2 separate regions of the Homo sapiens genome follow, and region 1 is linked to region 2. Evidence: read pairs that join two places in POLR2A ChIA-PET (ENCODE). Cell type or tissue: CD4-positive, alpha-beta T cell. All regions are shown on one strand. Each heading gives the region's core, and the rest is flanking DNA. Links, peaks and the distances in the headings are about the cores only. Region 1 overlaps ZNF609 (zinc finger protein 609). Region 2 overlaps ZNF609 (zinc finger protein 609).

Evidence for each region. ChIA-PET counts read pairs that join two places held together with the same protein. Peaks named below come from ENCODE experiments on the same cell type or tissue, not always from the same donor. Only the 100,000 strongest peaks of a DNase experiment are listed, where the experiment ranks them.
Region 1: POLR2A ChIA-PET joins it to region 2 with 7 read pairs; 7 of 35 experiments call an interaction of 5 or more read pairs at or near these places.

What each region holds. Positions count from the first base shown.
Region 1 is chr15:64,578,193-64,583,567 of GRCh38, forward strand. The region is part of intron 2 of ZNF609 (zinc finger protein 609); the gene reads left to right. All of the region lies in intron 4 of LOC101930091 (a long non-coding RNA gene), which reads right to left. Among named protein-coding and RNA genes, the nearest start is that of ZNF609, 120 kb to the left of the region's middle. In CD4-positive, alpha-beta T cell, for the core only: no CTCF peak of the experiment used is centred there; no DNase peak of the experiment used is centred there; H3K27ac peaks cover 274 bases.
Region 2 is chr15:64,500,710-64,506,084 of GRCh38, forward strand. All of the region lies in intron 2 of ZNF609 (zinc finger protein 609), which reads left to right. Among named protein-coding and RNA genes, the nearest start is that of ZNF609, 43 kb to the left of the region's middle. In CD4-positive, alpha-beta T cell, for the core only: no CTCF peak of the experiment used is centred there; a DNase peak (open chromatin) is centred at 3,112; H3K4me3 peaks cover 1,127 bases; H3K27ac peaks cover 3,704 bases.

The sequences.
Region 1 (5,375 bases), core at 302-5,301, 78 kb after region 2:
GGAGTGCAATGGCATGATCTCAGCCCACTGCGCCCAGCCAAGGTTTTTTTTTTATATCAAAAAAGGTTGTGAACATTACTGAATGATCTTGCTTCACTGCAGTCCTAAGTCTTGTCATTAGTCTATTTTAGTTATCTTATAGATTTTGGAGTTGCTCCCTCTCATTCTTTACTTGGAATGATTCATTTACAGGAAAATTAATTATTTAATAAGGTTTATGAGCCGGGCACAGTTGCTCACGACTGTAATCCCAGCACCTTGGGAGGCTGAGGTGGGCGGATCACAAGGCCAGGAGTTCGAGATCAGCCTGACCAACATGGTGAATCCCCGTCTCTACTAAAAATACAAAAATCAGCCATGTGTGGTGGCGTGCACCTGTAGTCCCAGCTACTCAGGAGGCTGAGGCAGGAGAATAGCTTGAACCCGGGAGGTGGAGGTTGCAGTAGCTGAGATCGTGCCATTGCACTCTAGCCTGGGCGACGGAACAAGACTCTGTCTCAAAAAACAAACAAACAAAAAATTATGACCAGACATGGTGGCTCAGGCCTGTAATTCTAGCACTTTGGGAGGCCAAGGCGCATGGATTGCGTGAGCTCAGGAGTTTAAGACCAGCCTCAGCAACATGGCGAAATCCCATCTGTACAAAAAAGTACAAAAACTATATGGGTATGGTGGCATGTGCGTGTAGTCCTGGCTACTCTAGAGGCTGATTGGTGGGTGGATTGCTTGAGCCCAAGAGGTTGAGGCTGCAGTGAGCTTTGATAGGGCCACTATATTCCAGCCTGGGTGACAGAGAGAGAACTTGTCTCAGAAAAAACAACAAAATTGTGCAGGATCTGGATTTTTTAAAAATTAAAAAAATTTTCATTAAAAATTATAAAACAAAAAAGATTTGCATCTACATTTTGCTATTTTTTTATGTCTTTTTTGTTCCTCTTTCCCTCCATCACAGCCCTCTTTTGTGTTAAATAGATATGTTCTATTGTGTATAGTGTAGGGAGACCCATCTCTACAAAAAATTTAAGAATTAGCTAGAACAGAGAAAACAAAAAGAAGTGATGGTACATGCAAAGAAGTGATGGTACATGCATGCCTATAGTCTCAGCTACTTGGGAGGCTGAGGTGGGAGGATGAGTTGAGCCCAGGAGGTCAAGCTGCAGTCAGTTGTGATTGTTCCATTGCTCTACAGTCTGGGTGATAGAGCAAGACCCTGTCTCAAAAAAAAAAAAAAAAAAAGTAGCCAGACCTACTGGCTCACACCTGAAATCCCAGGTGCGGGAGGCCTAGGCAGGTGGATCATTTGAAGTCAGGGGTTCGATACTAGCCTGGCCAACATGGTGAAACCCTGTCTCTACTAAAAGTACAAAAAAAATTAGGTGTGGTGGTAGGTGCCTGTAGTCCCAGCTACTTGGGAGGGTGAGGCAGGAGAATCACTTAAGCCCAGGAGGCAGAGGTCGCAGTGAGCTGTGATCTTGCTACTGCACTCCAGCCTGGGCGACACAGGAAAACAAACAAACAAAAAAAAAAAACTTGTGTTTTTGTATAGCTCTGTTCCCTTCTTTGTCCTTTGTGCTATTATTGTCATACAAATGACGTATACCCATCAACACATATTATAAATATTGCTTTATGCAGTTGTCTTTTAAGTCAGATATGAGAAAAAAGTTATAAATAAAAAATACATTTATACAGTCTTTTGTATTTACCTACTATGGCAGGTAGGCAGAATACTGCCTCCTCCAAAAAAAATCTATTTCTTATTCCCTGGAACCTGTGAATATGTTACCTTACCTGGCAAAAGAGATTTTATAGATGTGATTAAATTAAGGATTTTGAGGTGGGGGGATTAGCTTAGATTATCCAATGGTTCCAATGTAATCACAAGGGTTCTTGTAAGGGAAGAAGAGGGCAAGAGAGTCAGAGTCAGAGAGAGATTTAAAAATGGTATACTACTTAGTTTGAAGATGGAGGGAGGGGATGAGCCAAGGAATTTAGACAGCCTCCTAAAGCCTAGAAAAAGCAAGAAAAATGGATTATCTCCTAGAGCCTCCACAATGAAATGCAGCCCTGCTGACATCTTAATTTTAGTTCAGAGAGAACCATTTTAGACTTTTGAACTCCAGAACTGTATGATAATAAATTTGCATTGTTTTAAGCCACTGAGTTTATGGTAATAGTTTCTTATTGCTGCTGTCATTTAATACAGCTATGGGGGAGTTAGCTTTACTAACATTCTTTCTTTGTGTGGATTCAAGTTATTGCCTAGTGCCCTGTCATTTCACTTAAAGATTCCCTTTAGTATTTCTTGTAGGGCAGGTCTACTAGCAATGAACTCTCTCAGTTCTTTTCTTTTCTTTTCTTTTCTTTTTTTTTTTTGAGACAGAGTCTCGTTCTGTCGCCTAGGCTGGAGTGTAGTGGTGCAGTCTGCAACCTCTGCCTCCTGGGTTGAAGTGATTCTCCTGCCTCAGCCTCCCGAGTAACTGGGACTACAGGCATACGCCACCATGCCTAGCTAATTTTTGTAGAGATGGGGTTCCACCTTGTTGGCCAGGCTGGTCTCGAACTCCTGACCTGAAGTGATCCTCCCACCGTGGCCTCCCAAAGTGCTAGGATGACAGGCATGAGCCACCACGCCCAGCCTCTCAGTTCTTTTTTATCTGGGAATATCTTAATTTTTCCTTGTTTTTTAATGGATAGTTTTGCTGGATATAGAATTAAATACTCAGCAGTTGACAACTCTGTTTTCTAGTCTTCAATGTCTTCTTTTTTTTTTTTTTTTTTTTTTTTTTTTGAGACAGTCTCGCTCTGTTGCCCAGACAATTTTATTTTTAAATTTTTTTAGAGACGGGGGTCTCACCATATTGCCCAGGCTGGTTCAGTGGCTATTCACAGTTACACTCATAGCACACTGTGACCTTGAACTCCTGGCCTCAAGCTGTCTTCCTGCTTCCTCCTCCTGAGTAGCTGGGACTATATGCATGTCACCATCCTGGCCTAGCCTTCACTTTCTGCTTGTGCAGAGCTTCAAGGTCAACCGGAGGTGAGAGTTTAGGGCCTTCTCAGTACTTTACTGAGCGTGGCCTCAGCCCTGGGCATGTATACGTCCTTGTGCATACATGTGGCTTGCTTTTTTTAAAGATTTTCTTCTACTCTCAGACAATCTAGAAAACATACGGCTTTCTAGATTTCCAGGAAAGCCCTGTGAACATGTCCTTCCCCAGCTTTTCCTTTTAAGTTTTTTTGGTCAGGCAGCCACAAAGTTAAGCACTTCCCTATATTTTTCACAAATACTCCTACCTCCCAGGGAAAAGGCTTTTTATGCTGGGTAAGCTCTGAGTCTGGTCAGATATAGATAACCTTGCAAGTGGGGCCTTCCAGGGAACCACCGGAAAGGTCAAATAATGATAATTCCCTGGGAATGAAGCTTCACAGGCACGCCAACCCTGTTCTGCCCCATCTAGTGATTGTCAAGCTGCTGCTTTTTCACTGTGATTGCAGGCTTTTGATTTTTCAGAGCAGGAGATGGGAGTAGGGCAAGTTAAGGTGCTAACAAAGCTCAATGTTTCTTACTGATATTCAGGCGTTTTGCTTGAATAAATGCTCTTAGATTGTTGTAAGCCTTTGGTGTTAATTTCCAGAATTCTGAAAAACTTGATTTTGACAATTTTTGTTTTATGGAGAAGAGAATTTTCAAAGATCCTTTACTCTGCCAATTTTGCCAGTGTCCTCCCTCATTCTTTAAAGGCTTTTTTAGTTCCTGGCTCAGAGTCACCCTCTCCAACACTATTCCTGGCTTAATTCTTGGTAAATTCTATGTCCATATTAATTATCTTTCCAACATCTTTATTTCTTAGTTCCTTATCCATGTCTCTCCCAAAGATTTTTGACCTCTATCCTGTCTCAGCTACTACTCCCATAGTCGTACTCTAGACCAGTGCACCAGGACCAAGCTGTTTTTGTAAATAAAGTTTGTTTAAATATAGCCTTACTCCTTCATTTATGTATCGTCTATAGCCTCTTTCATACTACAACAGCCAAGTTGAGTAATTGCAACAGACACCATTGACTCTCAAAGCCTAAGGTATTTATTGTCTAACCCTTTACAGAGTTTACTGACTCCTGCCCTAGATCTAGTCAATTAGAGCTACATCTCCTCTGTTATTTCAGTATCAAGCATGCTATTCTTCCATCACTCATTTCTACTTTCACAACACCCTTCCTCTGGAATCTCTGCTCCGTCAATCCTTTGACACTGTGAATCACCACTGTTTGTACTGAGCATTACACTCTTTTTCAAGTACTTCCCTACTGAACTTGTATTCATTATAATTACTTTCTTCGCTACATTGTTAAATTTCTCACCGACAAAAACTCAGTCCAACTTTTTGCTTACTTCATGCCTGTATCTGTGTGTCTACATGTGGCTGAAAAAACTGTTCTGCCTGTTCTCACATTAAGTTCACAATCATTAGCCTTAAGCAATCCTACATTTCCCTATCCATTCACTCTTTCTTTCTTTCTTTCTTTTTTCTTTTTTTTTTTTTTTGAGACAGAGTCTTTTTTTTTTTTTTTTTTTTGAGACAGAGTCTCGCTTTGTCACCCAGGATGGAGTGCAGTGGCGTAATCTCGGGTCACTGCAACCTCCGCCTCCCAGGTTCATGCCATTCTCCTGCCTCAGCCTCCTGAGTAGCTGGGACTACAGGCGCCCGCCATCACGCCCGGCTAATTTTTTGTATTTTTAGTAGAGACGGGGTTTCACCGTGTTAGCCAGGATAGTCTCGATCTCCTGACCTTGTGATTCACCTGCCTCGGCCTTCCAAAGTGCTGGGATTACAGGCATGAGCCACCACGCCGGGCCAAGACAAGAGTCTTGCTCTGTTGCCCAGGCTTGAGTGCAGTGGTGCGATCTCGACTCACTGCAACCTCTGCCTCCCGGGTTCAAGTAATTCTCTGCGTCAGCCTCCAGAGTAGCTGGGATTACAGGCACCCGCCACCACACCCAGCTAATTTTTGTATTTTTAGTAGAGACGGGGTTTCATCATCTTGGCCAGGAGGCAGGAGAATGGCGTGAACCCAGGAGGCAGAGCTTGCAGTGAGCCAAGATTGCGCCACTGCACTCCTGCCTGGGTGACAGAGCAAGAGTCCATCTCAAAAAAATAAAAAATAAAAATTAAATTAAATTTAAAAATAAAAATAAAAGTGAGATACGATAGTCCTGTTTTAGAAGCTCTGTTTTCATTGGTGGGGCTTGTCATTTGGTGGCCCTTACTATAGGAAGGAGTTGATTGACCATTGATGAGGGACCATCCACCTTCCAGCATCTGTAGGTCTTTTGTCTTAGGCAAGTCATTTTTCCCTTAGAGGAATCAACCCAT
Region 2 (5,375 bases), core at 257-5,256:
TTGAGGGCAAGAGGTACTCATTGTACTTTGAGGTACTTAGATCTTATGAGTTATTGTTGTGGTTATGACAGTTTGGCCTAGGAAGAGATTGGCCATTAAAGGTGTAGCTTCATGCCAGGTATCTCCCACAACTATTAGGAATCAAAGTCTCCTCGTGGTTTAATAGCTGCCAACAGTGTAATGATACCTTGCCTTCTGCTTGACTTGGAAGGACAGGTGCCTGCAGCCCCAGGAGGGGTTAGAACTGAGTCCCTCCTCTGGGAAGATGATCTTAGTTCATGCTTTAGGAAATGGAACTTGCAGGGCTGGAGGAGAATGGGTGTGAGTCTAGGGTCAGCTCAGGCAGCATTAAACTTCAGCAGCTTATTCCTGCAAAACAGTGGCCTTGTGGTGAGCTGTTCATTGGCTCTTGATTTTCTGCTCTGTGCTCTGCTCATCCTGTGCTTTCAGCTGATCCCAGCAGATGCAGTATAAATTGATTTCTCTGTAATTAGATCAGCTGCAGCAGGGAATACCTATTTCCATATGTAAGTGTTAATAAATAAAGGCTGGATGTGTATGTTTGGGTGGTGGTGCCCTCTTAGTGCCTGTATTCCAGTGGTAGCTCATGCTTTCTTTGCTGTCGGTATTTTGGTCTTTGCCTCTGGCACATCTGTAGCTCTTAGCAACATCTGGGCTTCTCCAGTAGCAGGTCTGTGAGTTTCTTCCACTAATAATACAGTGGCTCATTCCCTTTTACCAGTGGCAGCTGCCAGAGAGGCTGCCTGTGTTTAGGTGGCAGATGCTATAGTCCACTTCAGCAGAGTCAGGTTCCAGCTGGTTACTAGCTTGGCTCATCCTGTGCTGGCTGTGATTTGCTATTTTCTCTCGGGTACAGATGGATAATACTGTTTTAAAGAGGCTTAGGAGTACTAGCAGTTGTTGCTTCTGTTCCAGGCCCATTAGACTGTTCCCTACATCTGGCTTCAAGAAACTCTTGCCATATATCCATATTCATAATCATTATTCTTCCTGTGCTAAAAAGTACTTCTGAGGATGACCTTCATTCTCCTATCTAAATTTTAGAGTACTTATGTTGCAACCTTCTAAGCCCAGTGATAGTCTGTGGATGAAAGGATTAATATTGCTTAGCTTTATGTTGGATTTAAGTGTAAATGTCCATGATTGTCTCTAACAGAGAAGCAAATGGAACCCATTTTCTCACATAGAGGTGCAGGGACTGATTGGGTGGCTGCCCTTCAGATTATAATTGGGCTGAAAGATGCAGTATGTTCAGCTAAGAATACATCCTGGTGCCAGGGAGTTTTGTCCCTTAATAATGTTGCTTTGCCATATAAGCTTTGCCTCCCAGGGAGACTCTGAGAATGGGGCAGCAGAATGAGAAAGAAAAGGGAAAGAGACTGTGCTTCAGTTTTTGAAAGATAGAGAAAATTGCTGGCAATTACTTTTAGAAGCAGAAAATTTGCTATACAGTTTCATGTAACCATAAGCAAGAACCTGCTTTCTCAATTCCTTCCCCTGTTCCCTCAACCCTTTTGGACAGTCTGGTCCTGAGGGTGCCTTTCCATATTACCTTTGGCTATTGAAATAAATAATTATTTAAATAAATGTTTGGAAGTTGCTAGGAGATTAAAACATGCTGTGCAGGGAGAGAACATTTCTGGACTGGGAGGAGCAGAAGAGGCAAGTTAAAGGAAAGGAAGTTAGGAACCATGCAGAGGAGCGGTTTTTGAGAAACAACAATCTCCGGTTTGGGGCATAATAGGTGCTCAGTGAGTATTTGATGATTAGTACTATAATTTATAAGCAAAGTCTTTGAAAACTTCTTTAAAATTTTCTCTCTGAGAAATGGGCTTGCCTGTGGTTTGGGACGTTTCTATGTAGGGATAACAAACAGAACCAAAATAGCAAAACAGATGTTTTGATATAATCTAAGAATTGCATCCTCTCAACTGGGAACTGTCATGAAGAGGAAGAACTCATAAAATTTGGGAAGTTTCTTGACTGAATTCTGTGGTGCAGAGTAGCAGTGTTGACTACTAGCCAATGAGGAAGATTTGAATATTGAAATTACTGGCTGGGCCTGGTGATTCATGCCTGTAATCCCAGCACTTTGGGAGGCCTAGGTGGGCAGATTGCTTAAGCTCAGGAGTTTGAGACCAGCCTAGGCAACATGGTGAAACCCTGTCTCTACAAAAATTAGCCGGGCATTGGTGGTGTGCACCCGTAATCCCAGCTACTGGGGAGGCTGAGGTGGAAGGATAGCTTGAGCCTGCGAGGTGGAGGTTGCATTGAGCTGAGACGGCACCACTGGACTCCAGCCTAGGCAATAGAGCCAGACCTTGTCTCAAAAAAAAAAAAAAAGAAAGAGAGAAATTATCTATCTCATGTTCTTCTTTGTGAAGGTAGATATCTCAGGCTATGGCCTGGGAAATTTTCTGTCAGACAAGGATGTGGATTTCCCTTCATGGGATCCCACTTTTGCTCGACCATACCTTCCTCTGACAGAGTGAGCTCTGTGCTGTTTCCCAGAGTTCTAGGAGAGACCAGAGATGGCTCTTAGCAACTGCTGCTGCTCTGAATTGTTATTGAACACTTCTGCCTCATACTTCCTGCCAGCTGAAGAGATGGGGGAGGGAATGTTGAGGAATAAACAAGACAGAGCCTTCCAGCTCTTGCCTGTTCCCTTGCCTTTAGTTTGATTGATGGATTGTTAAGTTAGGGATGGAAGGGGAGGTAGGGAGGAGGGCAGGCGCCTGTCTGAGTGTCCTGAGCTTAGTGCTTATGTCGCCACTCTGACAGGCAAGAAAAAAGGAATTTACAAACCACAGATGGCAACGATCTATCTGTGCTGACTTTGTCAGGGCTTACGACCAGGAGTTTAAGGTGAGACTCCTTCTTTTCCCCCAAATCATATAAAATAGCCAAGTAGGCTCTAGTAGTTAAAGAAAGGATCTAGAAGTTTCTAACCAGAAGCTCCCCCTCACATGTCTTTAGCTGCTGCTTTTGATCTTGCAAGGTAGGAACACTGCACTTTGCTTTTCCCGTGTTTGAATGTCAGCTTCTGCTGCTTTCAGAATGCTGCATATATTTACCACTTCCCCCATTAGTTTAGGATACAAAGAAAACCATAAAGTGTGCTCTTTGCTCTTTCAACTTCTGATCATGCATGCTATCATATCCTGTGTTCTTAAGAGCATCTTCCTTTGCCATTGGTTTTGTATTCCTGCCCTAATTTGTGCCTTCTAGCTTAGTTCTCTTGTATTGTAGTCCCTCATTGCCTAACCAAGGTCAGGTCTCTTTTATTCCTTCTGATCCAAGGCTTTCTTAACGCCTTCTTCCACTAGCTGTTATTTCTCAGCTATTGATGGCAGAGCAGTCAGCTTTGCTTCCTGAAACCAAATGCCCTCAAGATTTTCCTTCATGGAAAACATTAAAAAGAAGTTGATATTTATGTGGGACAGAGTTGCATTCTGTAACTACAAGCTTAATTTATTTTTTCATTCAGAAACTCTGTTTTCCTTCTAGGTGTTGTAATTCAAGGCAGTTCCAGAGAAAGATTATCTTGTCCAATTTCCTCATTTTATAGAAGAAACTAAGACCAGTGAAGTCCTGTGACTTGCCCAGCATCTCACAGGTAGTCACTGGCAAAGCCAGATTTGTAGACACCAAATTCTTATGGCATGTTGTTACTCTGGGATTCTTAACAAATCTTTAACTGTCAGGAAGGATTCTCAATTTTCCCACTTTATTTGTTATTTTCTTAGTATTATTATTTTCGAGATGGAGACTCACTCTGTCACCCAGGCTGGAGTGCAGTGGCACGATCTCGGCTCATTGCAGCCTCTGCCTCTGATTCAAGCGATTCTCCTGCCTTAGCTCCCCGAGTAGCTGGGATTACAAGTGCATACCACCATGCCTGGCTAGTTTTTTTTTTTTTTTTTTAATTTTAGTAGGGATAGGGGTTCACCATGTTGGCCAGGCTGGTCTCAAATTCCTGACTTCAAGTGATCCACCTGCTTCGGCCTCCCAGAGTGCTGAGATTACAGGCATGAGCCACCACACCCAGCCTATTTGCTTATTTTTAAGGCAGGGTCTCGCTATGTTGCCAATGCTGATCTTGAACTCCTGGGCTTATGCACTTCTGCCTTGGCCTCACTTATGCACTTCTGCCTTGGTCTCACTTATGCACTTCTGCCTTGGCCTCGCAAGTAGCTGGGACTACAAGTGTGTGCCACCACACCCAGCCATTTTTTCAATGTAAAGACTACCTTGAAACATTAGATGAAAATGCTTACATACTCCAAAATTGCTTTTACCCCAAAACTGCTTTCACTTGTTTTTCACAGTGACTTTAACATTGTAGACACTCAATAAACAAAGGATCTTTGAGTTTAGGATTTTAGGTAAGGTAATGAATGATGTTTGCAAAGAATAACCATTACAGCTGGCACTGAACCTATCCTGTTATTTATAAAGAAGGAAAGTTACTTTAAAACTGCTACTTTGAGCTTGACTACTTATGATATATGTGTGTGTGTTCTGGAATATTTCATCCAGCCAAATTTTCATTATAATAATTGAGGAATAGTTCTTTCTTTACTTGGCAATTGCAGGTAAGAAAAAAAACCCTGTTCTAGTGCTTCTTCCTTGGACACATCACTAATAGGCAGACCTTCAAATGTATTGTGGATATTACTAAGTATTTTGTAGAGAAGATATACTGTTGGCTAATTGTTATCACTTTTCATTCAGTCAGTACATTAATTGAATGCATTTTAGATACTAGGTTTTCTACTTGGTATTGGGTATACACTGGTAAATAAAACAGAGATGGTCTCTGCTTTTTGAGGAGCTTACAGTTTACCGTCTACAGCAGAGTTCCTAAAAGTGTGTCCCATAAAACCATGTACATCACCAGAGTATCAAAAATGCACATTCTTGGACCCTACCCTAGATATGCCGAATAAGTTTTTGGGGTAAGGGCCCAGAAATCTGTACTTCCAGAAGTCTCTCCAGATAATTGCTATATACATCAAAGTTTGAGAATTTTCCTTTCAAGGTAAGTATTCGGGGCCACTTCTCATTTAAAACACCAGCCTTCTAAACTTGAATTTCACATCAACTCTTATGTATAATTTAGTGGCTAAAAGCGTAAACTCTAGCCAGGCCTCCTGGCTTGAGCCTGGGAGGTTGAGGCTGCAGTAGTGAGCTGTGATCGCACTAGTGCACTCCAGCCTGGGCAACAGAGTGAGACTCCGTCTCAAAAAAATAATAATAATAAATTTTTTAAAAAGTGTGAACTCTGGAGCCAGACTACCTGGCTTTGTTTCCTACCTTTGCACTTATTTACTGAGTGATCTTGACCAAGTTTC